Regions from separate parts of the Homo sapiens genome. Here all the other regions are linked to region 1. The links are chromatin contacts, found by Hi-C or POLR2A ChIA-PET in ENCODE. All regions are on one chromosome and are shown on one strand. Each heading gives the region's core, a stretch centred on a gene start or an enhancer-like site at or near the end of the contact. The rest is flanking DNA. Distances are from core to core; before and after follow the strand shown. Region 1 has its middle 47 kb from the start of SPATS2L. Region 2 overlaps SPATS2L (spermatogenesis associated serine rich 2 like). Region 3 overlaps LOC124906112 (a long non-coding RNA gene).

Region 1 (4,615 bases), core at 1,456-3,955:
ACAAACTTTTAAACAACCAGATCTCATGAGAACTCACTCACTATCATGACACAGTCCCAAATGGGAAATCTACCTCCATGGTTCATTCACCTCCCACCAAGCCCCATCTCCAACCTTGGGGATTATAGTTCAACATGAGATTTGGGCAAAGACACAGATCCCTGTTTGTTTCTACACTAAACTGGAAAAGATACTAACAGAAGGTATCTCACTGATAACCTCTACATGTAATATCTGGTTGTTCTGTGTATAAGTAACTTTCATTTCACTAGCATAATCTTATTTTATTTATTTAGAAAAATATCAAATATCAATCCTTTTCCCTCATTGTTCCTAGATATTTGAGTTGTAGTTAGGAAAGTTTTTCCACTCCCAGATTAAAATTCACCAATGTTTTCTTCTACTTATTATATGATTTTATTTTTTATGTTTAAGTCTCCTATCTATCTGGAATTTATCCTGGTATGTGGTGTGAGGAATGGATGCAATTTTACATTAATCCTTGTCATTCTCCGGTTATCCTTTACCATTTTCTAAAACATACATTTTCCCTCACTGATTTGAGACGCCAAGTTTATCAAACTTTAAATTCTTACATGAAACTAATTCGATTTCTACATTTTCTGTTTCTTTCCACTGGTGTGTCATCAATCTCTTCATGTACCAAATCCACACAGTTTTAATTATAGAGGCTTTATAATATATTTTAATATCTGGTAATACTACCCCTTCCACACATATTTATCCTTTTTTTGGAGTTTTTATTCCTCCTAACCTTGCTTGTGTTTTTTTTTAAACATGTAAAGTTTCTAAAAGGGTTTTTCCTGCTATTATTGCTTGTCTTATAAAAGAACTTTAAAATCAGGTTAAAACCCTCATTCTTAATGAATATAGTTTCTACCAAAATAGAATTATCTTGCTTGTTAAGTTATATTTGCTAACTTATTTTCCTACACATATATTGGTACTTCTCAGTGCACTACAGGAATATTTTTAGAGCCTATGTATTGTATAATATTGGATCCCTTATTTTGAATAATTTTTAGTATTTATCTTTGCACTAAACTCAAGAAAACACTAACTGAAACAGAACGTATCTCACTAATAATGTCTACATGTAATATCTAGTTGTTCTGTGTGCAAGTAACTGTCATTTCACTAGAATGATCATATTTTATTTATTTAAAAATGTATTTCTTATTGTATATATTTAAGGTACACAACATATTTTGATACACATATAATCAGTGAAATAATTACTATAGTCAAACAAATCCATCATCTTCCATAGTTACCTTTTGTGTGTCTGTGTGTTAACAGCAGCTAAAATCTACTCTCTTAGCAAACTTTTGGTATATAATACAATATTTGTAACTGTAGTCTTCATGCTGTACATTACATCTACAGACTTATTCATCCTACATAATTGCAAATTTGTACTCTTTGACCTATTTCTCCCAATCTCCTCTCCCTTTCTGCCCCTGGTAACTACCATTTGACTCTGTTTCTATTTATTCAACTGTTTTTATTAGAAAAAGGTTCTGCATTTACATGCGATCATATAGTATTTTTCTTTTTGTGTCTGGCTTATTTCACTTAGCATAACATCCTCGGGTTCATCCATGTTGTTACAAGTGTCTCTCTGCTTGTTGGAAACCATGTCCTTTCACAGGGACAGCACGATGCTGGGTACTTAAAGGCTGCTCAGTATGTATGAATTGGCTTTTGCATGGCAAATACACATTATCTTTACATTGCTTATATTTATAGAGCGATTACTGAAAGGGAAGCCCTGTACTAAGTGCTGTGCAAGGTGTAAAGATGAATCATCACAAAGATCAAGGAGCTTACAACATAGTGAGGAAGATAAGATGTGTACCTAAATAATTACACCACAAGACCTATAACCAGAAGAGATGTACAATGCATGCCAAGCAATAAAGAGAGAAAGAGAAATTAGTTCTACCTTGGGGACCGGGCAACTAGTTAGCATGCCAACATCTTGTTTGTTTTGAGAGTTAATCAACCAGGAATGCACCCACTGAAGAATCAGGGCAGAACTATCAGTTTGTCAAACCGGTTTCCATGAAAAGAAATTAATGCGTATGTCCTTGTAAAGCACTTCTTTCCTCCCGTATTTACTTACCGTCTTGTAGATGTGCCCTGGAGAAATGAGTATTTTTGGCTGGTGAGGAGGTAATGAGTTACTTGTAAGTCCTTATTATGAAGAAGCTATTACTCCAGAATGATATTCACTGAGGGCTCCAGAATGATATTTACTCCTTGTCTGGATGCAAGGCACATCGCTGCCTGATTGGGCCTGAGAAGAGTGGGTGCACCCTAACGTCGGAGAGGGAGGGTGCAGCCTGGGTACAATTTCAAACTGAAATGTGTTTCTGGTTGCAAAGCAAAATGAGTACTAACAGACAAAGCAAAGCAGAGAAATCGGCTCTCTGGGACTGATACCTGAGCTCACCAACCAGCTAAACACTCCCTTTGTTTCCTTTTGGAGCCGCCTCACCATTCCCTTTACTGGACATCCCCAAAAGATTGTTCAGTTCTTAAATCCCTTGTGTGGTGGTAAGAGGTCTGGGAAGTTTCTGGAGGGAAGAAGTGGTTTCTGTGGGTGTGATCTGGTGGACACCCAACTGGAAGCCTCTTTGGAAACCCCGGGAAACCCCCATGGGCTCTTGCCAGGCCCTCTGCCCTCCTGTTCCCAGTCTACTGCTGACTCCACACTTAGCAACCACTCACTTCAACTCCCGAGAAGACTGGCCCTTCAGAAGAGACAGGAAAATATCTGTGAGGGGAATCCCTCAACTCCAGGTATGCCCTTGCCCCAAAAGATGAATTCCTGGTTGGTTCTCAGGCTAACAAGCAGAGGTGTGTCTTACGCTGTATTCTATAGAATGAGAATACGGCTTTATTTATAATTTTATAAATCCAGCTGTGATGGTTAATTTTATGTGACAACTTGACGGGGCCATGAGGTGTCCAGAACCCTGATACACCAGCCTTGTGATAATATTGCTTATTGTAATAAAATGTTCAATATGGCACAATTGCTGCAGATACAAATGGTAATCTAACATATTCTCTTACTATATCCTTGGGAGAAGTATAAAGGACGACTTAGCTAAAGTTTAAAAAAGTCTATGGTTGTACCTGGAAATAAAGAAGACTCATGAGTACCATATTAATTTCTACTGGCTTATCTTGCACTTTGTATCCTGAGAAACCCCCACTTTCATGCAGAAAACAGAATATTTTGCCTTCCACACCATTGTGGGGATCTGAAAGAGTTTCTAGCTGTGTTATAGGAATTTTTGGGGGCACATTAGGTAGGCCTCATTACTAAAATCTTACTAGAGTGATCGTTTGAGTTTTGTCAGTGAAATGTTACCATTCAGACAATGTAGAGGCCATGAAAAGACACCCTGGCCAGAGAGCCTGAATAAACACCTGAACAAACACCACAGCCTCCCGTGGCCCAGGGCTGCTCAGTGTATCATCCAAAGAAACTCAGTCTAGCATCCAAAAGCAATCAAAGAGCCATTCACATCTTTAATTGCATTTTTGAAAGAACTTTTATCTTCCAGTGATCCCATGATTTTACTTTGTGATTCAGTTTACAACCTGTAGAAACGTCTTTGAGGGACTCGGTTCCTCACCAGGCGATCCAGAGCTTCTCCCTTTCTTGATGGCTCCTCTTCACTTTCTGATCAGCTCTCTTCTCCAAGTCTCAGCCTCGGTGGCCCTAGTCCTCAGGGCGCCTCCCGACTGCCTTTCACCTTTCTGATCTTGTTTTTGTCTTATCCATTTACCCGATTCTGCCTCAGGGAACCTGGAAACTGGGCCAGTAATGAAAGAAGGCCATTGATAAAGTGGGGGAGAGGGAGAAACTGAAGGGACAAAAGTGTACATCTTTTTCTAGATGAAATCTTAAAAATGCTGATCTTTTATTTCCTCTCACTGTCACACTACGAGGTGGCGCCACAGGTCAGTCTGGAGTAGGAGACATGTTAGCTGTTGGCTCAGCACCCGGGGAATATTCCTTCCATCCACAGCTGCCTGCACAGGGCTTCTGGATTGCCCATTGGAAGAAAGCTGGCACATCTCTGAGGCTTTGCTAAGCTTCATCCAAACTCTTGTGTGGATGCGAATCCTTTTCAATGACTTGACGCTTGTACCCCTCATTCCACACACAGATGGTGTTGGGTCTTGATGACCAGAGTGCTGGGATAGAAGGGAAAGAAAAGTCTCTGTGCTGGTGCTGAGTTGGACCTGCATTACACACACTACTGGCTCATTTTATCTTCTAGAATAACCCTGTGGGATGGGCAGAGCAAGCATGAATATTACTATTCTCATTTTCTAGCCCATCAGACCTGGCATTTCTGTTAAATGTTAGTGAGTGCTTCAGAGCAGTAGGGAGAGTTGCTCAGGCTAATTGTAATTATATTAACTTACCTTAAGCATCCTAGGTATTCTTCCCTTTTTTATGTTAAAAAAAAGTCCACTTTAAGGTATGAAATAAACATGTTGTTTTTTTCCACTGGAAATCATGCACCACATCTTTTACAAAGAAAAACATTGAATTTATAAGCATACTTAT
Region 2 (4,814 bases), core at 1,317-3,816, 150 kb before region 1:
TTTCTAAATGTCTCTGACTTTACCCCTTCACAGACAAGCTCCCCATGCCCAGTTTTGAACCCCCACCCCCAGGCCGGGCTTTTCCAAGATATGTCTGAATTGCACATTCCAGGTGAAATGCCATGTGTTCCATGAAATCCTTCTCCATACCCCCTGCCAGAGGTCACCTTTGCCTCAACTCCTGCAGCCCTTGGTCAGCAAGTGTCTTAGCCCCTTTTCCTTTATAGCTCCAGTATTTGTGTGTGTGTCGTGTCTCCCAGATGGTAGGCAACGTGAGGGCAGAATCCTCATCTTGGCCATTTTTGGATAATCACCATGCCCATTCACAAGCGACTAATACGGTGCATGTAGTAGGTATTTAATACATATTTGTTGAGTGAGAGAATGCCAACTTATAGCTACACCAGGCGGCTGCTCTGAGTCAAAGGAAGACTCCACCATCTTGTGTGGACCATCCCAGCACTCTGCATCTACCACTCATGATAACAGTGGGCAGGTCTCACTTGATTGATGTCATTAAGCATAATATGGGTAGGGAGAACATATATATGTTCTTTAAATTTCAATAACAGAGACTGGAGGAATATTTATGAGATTTTTACATTCTTACAATTTTAATTCTGTAGAATAAGGTACTCATGGTATTTTGTGGAGTTTTAAAAATATGAAAAAGCACAGTAACTGCCTGTCTATCCTTCCAAGGCTCAGCTTAGCAGACAGACATTGGTTGAGCCCCCATTAAATGACAGGAGCTGAGGATACAAAGAAAAACTAGATACAGTTCTGCTGTAAGGAGGCACAGTTTAGCAGTGGAGCCAGAAATGTCTACAATAAAAGTAGGTAGTAAGTGTTGTACTGTCCTTATGAACAGGGTACTGTGGTGCTACAGAGAAGGAATTAACTTTGCTGAGTAAGGGTGAGTACTTTATAGAGAGCCAAATGTCATGGAAGGAGCGCTGGAGTTAGACAGACCTATGTTCTAATCTTGCTTCTGCTACATGCTAGCTCTATGACCTTGGGTGAACCACTTAAATTTTTGAAACTTGGTTCTGTAGCTGTAAAATGAGGATATTATCTTCTAGAGCCTATGTAAAAATGGAAAGGGATGATGCCTGTAAAGTGTTTCATATAGAATTTGGCATATATTAGCTACTCAATAGATTTTAAAAAGAAAAAAGTGGGAGCATTTGCATTAAGGGGTCCTTCCAGGTGTGGCTTTGAAGTGGAAAGACCATGTGGCTTGAATGTTGGTCAAGACGTATTTGGGGGAGACTACCTTGTCTACCCTTCTTCTTAGAGAACCTCCTACCTCCACAGACTTGCTAAGGGGTCAGTGGACCCAAGACTCTGTCCCCACTTTTCCCTTCTCTATGGTGTAACTGGTACAATGAGAAAGTCTATCTTTAGGGTGGTTAACATGGTTTTACCCCCTCTTCTTCTTTCATTTAATTATTTACTAAATGTCTACTATGATCAGGCACTGCACTAGAGGCTGGATACAGCAGTAACAAAACAGATATGGTCACTGCCAAAACTAGAGAGGGAAACGGATATAAACACAGAAATTAAAATATATCACTGCAACTTGTGCTAAGTGAGTGCTATGAAGGAAGCAATCAGAACACAGTGACAATGAATTACAGTGGTCAGGAAGTGGCCTGGCTAGAAAAGACAAAGTGAAACAATTAGACCCTCTGCCTTGAAGGTCTGAGCTATTCAACACAAAGGGAGAGAAGCTGGAGTGCAGATGAAGAGAGGCTGGACTTGCAACTGCCTCACTTTCTCTCCTTCCTGCTCCTTTAACTTTTCCTGAAGTCTCATGAGACGCTGCCAGACCTTTATAATAATAACCTCTTTTTTTTTTTTTTTTTTAAACTTGTGCTAGTTTGAGAGGGTTTCATTTTCTAGAGCAAGTATGGTGTGCCTGGAGGCAACATTAATAGCCGGGGCTGGAAATAAAAATAATAAAGCTAAATAATCCCGATTGGCAAAGGTGAGAAAAGGAAGATTTTAAATATAAGTCCCATTAGAATGTACATGACAGCTGGGAGAAGAGAGGCCTGAGACCTTTGCTCACACACTTCTTCCAGCATTGACATTGCCACCATTATTTACTTATGTGACTTCCTGCTCTACTGACAGGGAGCATATCTTTATATCCACAGGGTCTAGAACAATGGGTGGCATTCAGTAGATGATTCATAAATGTTTGTAAAAGGGATGACTCACTGAATGAGTAAAAGGAAGCAGGGAGTCTAGTAAGATGGTTACTGACATATTCTAGTTTTATTTATCCATTTTTAAGTGCATCTCTAATTAAGAATTAAGTATTACACACTATTAAAAAGCTTAATGGATTCAAGCCCAAAATGTATGGAGTGCCTCCTGGGTGCCAGGCAGAGCATATGGCTGGCTCTTTCCTTGAGAAGCTTGCAATCTTGGAGGTGAGCTTAACCTTATCCCCTATGATAAGGACAGCAATCAAGCAGCCAGCAACCTCCTCCTCACACCAATGGGAACTGGAGTTATTTATGGGTTTGCCGTTCCTGCAACTTTGAAAGGAGTTTTATAATCAGCTTTGGTCACATTTCTCAAATGCTGAGCCATTCAGAGATGCCTTAAAAACAGCTCATCTGTGTATGCTTTGCTTCACTTGCTGGGCCACTAATATTATCTACACAGTAATGGAGGTAGTTTTCCTATGAATTTTCTTGGGGAAGAAAATACTCTTTGCAGACCAGTACCTTCACATCATGGATAATTCCATAATTTAATTGCCTTTTCTAACATCTACTTCCTGCCAGCAAAAAATATGCATGAGGTGCTGTCATGTTCTACTTGGCTGACTTTTGGGGAATTAACACCAGGGGTACAAATCAAAACTAACTTTTTTTTTTTTTGGCAGGAAACCAGGAAGAGAAAGAATAATGCAGATTTGAAGATGGAAAAAAATGCAGTTTTTATAGAATTATGGGAAGTAAAAGTGGAGAGGATCTTAGAAACATTCTAGTTGTGGCTTCTCAAACTTTAAAATATATTCTGATCACCTGGGGATCTGATTGGGATGAAGATTCTGATTCAGAGGCTTGGGGTGGGTCCTGAATTCTACATTTCTAATCAGCTCCCAGCTGATGTAAATGCTGCTTGTCCAGGGATGTGGTGGGCAGAATAATGGCCCCTCAAAGACGTCCATGGCCTTATCCCCTGGAACCTGTTAACATGTTAGGTTACATGGCAAACTGAATTTGCAGATGGAATTGAGGTTGCTAATTAGCTGACCTTCAAATGGGGAGATCATCCCGGATTATCTCAGTGGGTCCAGTATAATCACAAGGGTCCTTATAATTTGATGGAGATGGAAGAGAGTCAATGGGACAGTGATGCAATGAGAGAAAGGCTTGGCCAGCCTCTCCGGGTTTGAAGATGAAAGGGGGCCACGAACCAAGGAATGCAGGCAGCTTCTAACAGCTAGAAAATGCAAGGAAGAGTATTCTCCCCAGGGCTCCAGAACCAGTACCTTGAGTTCAGCCCAATGAGACCCATTCGGACTTCTGACCTCCAGAACTAGAAGATAATCAATGTGTGTTGTTTTAAGCTGCTGAAGTTGTGGCAGTTTGTTACAGCAGCAACTGGAAATGAATGCAATGGACCACACTTTGAGAAACAAAGGCCTACACTTCTCTTCCTCCCTCCTTATAAGGAGATGTCTTTCCCTATCCCACCAACTATTACCTTTTAAAAAAATATACCTTCCAGATGGCAACCCTCTCCACAAAGGTTTGGGGGAATTCTAGCCATTCACTCATTCAAGCCACATTTTGTGAGGGAAAGTGAAATGAATCTCACACAATCTTTGCATCCAACGAGCTGACAAAAGAGTAAGGAAAATAAGGCAAAGTCATAAATAACTAGCACATCATTCTGGTAACAACGTTCTCTCTGAATCTTACCTGCTCCCTATTCTTTCTTTCATTAACCCAGACAGGTTCCCCTATCTTTCACCTGGACTCTGGAAAAGGCCTCCTAATGGGATTCTCTGGCTTGGTTTCTCCTCTCTCCAATCTGTCTTAAAACAGTCATTGCACAATTAATCTCCCCAAAGTGCTGAGCGTGTTCACTGATAGAGGGAAGGAGATGGCAGTGAGAAAGAATTAGAAGAGGGGAAGAGAGGAGATAAATTATGAAACAAGCTTCCACTGGAAATAAGAGAAACGTCATCAAAACCCATGTGGAATGGAAGGGAGGTTCTTCTGTTTTTCTAAGAATTCAGAGAAAGGAGAAAAGGAGAAGTGAGAGTGAAGACATAATAAAAATTTCAGATTGTGAAGGGGAAAATTTATGGAAACCATTCCTCTGCGTGAGAGTTTTAGAATTCGCTTTGGGGCTTAAAAAGTGGAGAAAGGTTTAGAGCTGCCCTTATGGAAATGAGATAGGAAATGACCTTGATGAATGATGGAATGCTGAGCAGGCCTGTGGGTCCATGGTGCTGGACTGCACAGATCTGTTACGGTGCCGATCGGCATGGCTTTCCCCAGCAATTCTCAACAAGCCAGAAGCAGGAGCAAAGCAATCATCCATAGTTACAAACTGAACTGTAAGAAATGTAGTGGTAGATTTTAGGGCTCAGAAACATAGGGGCTGAGTATCACTAAGGTGTCTGATGAAGGCATCTGTGGTCTATGAAGGGGGAGGATGAATTGGAACACTAGAGAAAGGCTAAGGGACAAGAAAGAACAGATGTTAAAGAGAATTAGAAGATGAGAGAGGTCAATGATAAGGACATGCTCAGAGAAGGGATGTTAGACATTGCCAGT
Region 3 (4,313 bases), core at 1,521-4,020, 180 kb after region 1:
TTAAGACAAATGCTCTCACCTGCGTCCTGGATCCAGTAAGTATGTGGCAGTCCTCAGGTGTGGCCACATATTAATTCCTAAAGACCTAGATGTAGTAGTAGAGGTAGTTTGCCTGCAAGAGAGTAGCTGCTCTATTTCCCAACCTCATTGCTAAGCAGAACCACCTTCAAGTCCTTGAGTACTGCATATGCCTTCATGCTCCTGGGGTTTTGCTAAAGCTTTTCCCTTCTGCCTTTTGTCCACCTTGTCAATTCTAACTAATCTCTCAAAACTTAGCTCAATGAGCACAATATAGGTTAGCATTAAGGAGGCCCAAAAGAATAATAGCTAAGGTATATGAGTTTATTTATTTATTTAGTTTTATGTAAAAGGAGTTGAGAGGCAATCTAGAACTGTATTATGGGCACCATGATCATTAGGAAGTCAGATTCCTTATGTTTTCCTGCTTTGCCATCCTTAGTCCTTGGATCCTATTCTCAAGCTCACCTATCATCCAACACGGCTGCTGGGGCTCCAGCTATCACACCCATATTCCAGGTAGGAAGGAAGAAGAAAGGAAAGGAAAAAGAAAGAGTTCTGTCTGTTTCTCCCTGTAAGGAGCCTTCATGGAAAACTCATCAAAATGCCCATTTACCTCTCACTAGTCAAAACGTAGTCATATGTTCATTAGGCTGAAAAATATAATCTCTCAGCTGAGCATATTGCCACACTGAATAAAAATTGCCATCATGTTAATAAGGACAAGAGTAAATATTAAATACACAACTAACAGTATTTGCCTAACTACCACCTCTTCTTATAAACCTTTCTGGGTCATTTTCATCTTTCAGTCCTTTCAGCGATTAGGCAAACTCCCTCTGTGTTTCTGTTGCATCCCAAGCATATATATTGCTCCACAGGAATACATACTGCATCATGTTGTCATCATCTGGTTTGCTTGCTTCTCTTCTCCGGTGGCTATAGGCTCTTTGATGCATGTGCCATCTTTATCATAGATGAATTTTCTAAAACAGGGTCTGGGGAATTGGTCCCTAAATAATTGGTCATATTGAATGCATCTCTGAGCATCTCCTGGGTCTGGGTTTTCCACTCGTCTCCCTTTTTTGGAACATTCATATTTTCAGAGAGAAAACACTAAAAATATTTGGAAAGTTATTCCAAAGTACTACAAGCTACCACTGTGCTTGGTGCCAGTTGTAGAGGAAGGAGCACATGGCTTTGAAACCAAACCAAAAATAGTATCGAAATGCTGATTTCAATTTCCACTCAAATGGGTCATCTCTTCAGTATCTGTTACTAGGGAACGGCCCAGAATGTGTTGGGTGGCAAGGACATTTTGACCAGGCTGACACAGTTTTAAAAGGCCAGATACATGAATTTGAACCAATCTTCTTTTAAAATGCACTTCTGATTTTGACAAATGCAGAGTATTGGGGGTGGGGGTAGGGAGGGAATGAGATGGCTGCTAAGAACAAGATGGAAACATGGTCACATAGCTCAATTGAAGTCACATTTTAATTATACTTATAAGTCTGGCTATGTCTTTTTGTGGGAACAGGAAATAAAGAGAGAACATTTTAAATGAAATATTGAAGGCCAGCATGTAAGAAAATCATAATAATGTGACATAAAACCTTTAAGAATTGAGGCATAAGATGCCATCTAATACCACAGCATCGTTGGTGACTTCTTCCCCTTCCTTGTTCTTTATGTCCTTTCTCTCAAGTCTTTTTCTTTCTTAATTAACCATTTTCACTGTCGTCAAGCTCACTCAAGTCCTTAAAACTTTAATTTGGATACAGCAATAACCTCCTACATAATCTGCCACCTTCATCTTTTTCACCCTTCACCTTCACCCCTGTCTATCCTTCCCATCTACCCCGTAATTTCCAGTGTCTCGTATCAATCTTTAGCTCCTTATCCCTCTCTGAATGTAAGTTTCCTCAATTCAGCTGCATTTTATGTTACATCTTACACTTCTTTGCATTGCCCCTGGGCCTAGTCCAGACCTCTGCTCACCATATGGGCTATTTGCGTACTGGCTGACTCAGGGCTGATGTATCCATCAGGCACAGCAGACACAGATTTATAGCCCACAACATTTCTAGGGGCCCATGAAAATGGTTTTATTTTCATTTCTTTGAAAATCAGGAGAAACTATTGAATTGAATAATAGTGAATATATAAGAATAAAACCACCCTGGATTATATTCATCTCTATACCAATGCAGTCATAGAATATAATTTTTAATATTTTTTAAATGAAGAATGGGATCCATCAAAGTAAAGGTGCCTAAGGCCCCCAAAAGTCATGTTGCTACCCTAGACTAACTTTTCAAAACCTAAGTCAATAAAAGTAAAAGTATGTGCAAAAAAAAAATGATTTTTTGGTACTTATTTTTAATGTGTATTTTCCTTGAAAACTCTCCATTTCTCAGCTTTTCATACTGGCCTAGTGCTGATCACTAGTCCGGAAAGTGCGAAGGCTTCTTCCTGGATTTGATAAATCGATGTAAATGGAATGTGACATGTTACTGTGTTATTTCGTTCACACAATTGCCTCTTTGATGGCTCAGTAAAAGGTGGAGGAGAGAAACTTCTCATGATATCTGTAAAATATACACCACGTTCAGTCTGTTATGTTAAAACACATAAAGTTCCCTTTCCAGTTTCTCAAACTAATTTCTGTGTGTCCCAGCCAAATGGAATGTGTTTTAGTCAGCTCTTGGGTAAACACAGAAATGTAATCTTTCCCCTCTTAAAGCAGAGCCTGCTTCACACACTGCATCTGTGTGTGCAATGTTTATTTAAGCATACAAGGATTAGGACTTAAAACTGGTTTGAAAGCACTGGTGAGTGTTTTTCTTAAGATATCTAAGTCTAATTATTTGAGAATTTATAATATTTTACATCTGCACAGATAATTTTTCCTTCCAGATAATTTATATTAACTTGGGTTTGAAATGAAGGAAATAATAATTGTGCTTTCTTCTCTTTCTCTATCTATCTCTTTTAGGTTGGGCACAAAATGTTCTCTAAAGAGCTGACATTATCTTGCAATTAGGATTTTCATTTCTTTTTACCTAAACATAATTATCATTAACCCAAATAAAATTCAGGAGATGAGTTGACCTTTTTCTTTGCACTACAAATTATAATCAATGCCATCAATTGCTGTTTTATTCCATTAGCTAATTTGTTTTTCTGTTAGAATGTCACATGCCCCTTTCCAACATTATAGCCAATTTATGTAATTTTAAGCTATTTATGCAGTTACCTAAGTGGTCAGTTTTCTATCTTCACAAACTCTCTGTGATTTACTTTTCAATCCTTTAAGTTTTCCTTCCCATGATCCTAGAATTACAGCGTGAGAATGATTTTGAAGTGTCACCTGGCCTAGTCCTATGCTTCTAGGTGGTAAATGCCCCACAAATACTGATCTGGAATGAAGGGATGACCCTTCTCTTTCTCAAGGTCGGCGGTCCCAATTGGGTTTCTTGGTTTAACTGCCCAGATCATCAGGAACTTCTCCCTTATGCTCAGTCAAGAATCTCTTCTGCCCTCCATGGATTTCCTTTCATTTTGTTCTCCACAGACATGGAGAATAACTCCTCAGTATCTTCCTGAAACAAACTTCTTGAGTTGGAAGGTCCAAGTGAAGGCAAGCTTGAGTGAACTTCCTCTTCCTTGGGCAAACCTCTCTTCATACTAGGACCTGTTTCTCCCCTTAGAAAATGATTCGGTGGAATATCCACCCAATGGACTTTATTCGGCCATGAAAATAAAAGAAATACTGAAATATGTCACAGCACAGATGAACCGCAAAAGTATTATGCTAAGTTAAAGAAGCCAGACACAAAAAGCCACATATTGTGTGAGTCTATTTATGTGAACTATCTGGAAGAGGCAAATCCATAGAGACAGAAAGCAGTATAGTGGTTGCCAGAGACTGAGGGGATGGGGAGTTGGGAAGTGACTGCTTAATGGGCATGGGTTTCCTTTCGGGGGTGATGCATATGTTCTAGAATTAGATCATGGTGATGGTTGCATAACATTGTGAATTTACTAAGTGCCCTTGAATTGTACAGTATAGTTAATTTTATTATGTATATTTTACTACACACACACACAAATGCTAAAATGCCTCTCTGCAACTCCTCCATTTTTGTGTGTAATCCCTTTTAAGGGTGGTGTCTAAGAAAACAAACTTTTTAAAGTCCTAACTGGAGAGTACAAATAAAAAGATTACATTTCAGCTGGCCAGAGTTAGAGGTCAATGGGTAGAAGACATGACCAAGAGTAAGGCACTAGAT

The links. A loop is a pair of places that touch in the nucleus more often than their neighbours do. ChIA-PET counts read pairs that join two places held with the same protein, here RNA polymerase II (POLR2A). Pooled maps may share reads with other maps.
Region 2: a loop to region 1 is called in a map of PC-9, with 7 times the contacts of the local background. The contact joins two enhancer-like sites. A Hi-C loop is called at or near these places in 1 of 168 maps with a recorded cell type or tissue (PC-9) and 1 of 50 pooled maps. POLR2A ChIA-PET finds 5 or more read pairs at or near these places in 3 of 52 experiments (BJ, CD8-positive, alpha-beta memory T cell and Caco-2).
Region 3: a map of PC-3 shows a loop between it and region 1 (8-fold over the local background). The contact joins two enhancer-like sites. A Hi-C loop is called at or near these places in 1 of 168 maps with a recorded cell type or tissue (PC-3) and 1 of 50 pooled maps. POLR2A ChIA-PET finds 5 or more read pairs at or near these places in 4 of 52 experiments (Caco-2, GM12878, SK-N-SH and 1 more).

The regions. Positions count from the first base shown.
Region 1 is chr2:200,257,146-200,261,760 of GRCh38, reverse strand. No RefSeq gene overlaps it. Among named protein-coding and RNA genes, the nearest start is that of SPATS2L, 47 kb to the left of the region's middle. Within about 2 kb of position 2,705, at least 5 of the 41 ENCODE cell types and tissues checked have a DNase peak (open chromatin) inside an H3K27ac peak, as active enhancers do; they include PC-3 and PC-9, where a contact is called at or near this core.
Region 2 is chr2:200,403,468-200,408,281 of GRCh38, reverse strand. All of the region lies in intron 3 of SPATS2L (spermatogenesis associated serine rich 2 like), which reads right to left. LOC101927741 (a long non-coding RNA gene) reads left to right here. Exons shown (of 7, transcript XR_007088047.1): 7 at 2,906-4,814. Among named protein-coding and RNA genes, the nearest start is that of SPATS2L, 99 kb to the right of the region's middle. RefSeq lists an enhancer at 1,723-2,922. Within about 2 kb of position 2,566, at least 11 of the 41 ENCODE cell types and tissues checked have a DNase peak (open chromatin) inside an H3K27ac peak, as active enhancers do; they include PC-9, where a contact is called at or near this core.
Region 3 is chr2:200,075,753-200,080,065 of GRCh38, reverse strand. All of the region lies in intron 1 of LOC124906112 (a long non-coding RNA gene), which reads left to right. Among named protein-coding and RNA genes, the nearest start is that of MAIP1, 120 kb to the right of the region's middle. Within about 2 kb of position 2,770, at least 3 of the 41 ENCODE cell types and tissues checked have a DNase peak (open chromatin) inside an H3K27ac peak, as active enhancers do; they include PC-3, where a contact is called at or near this core.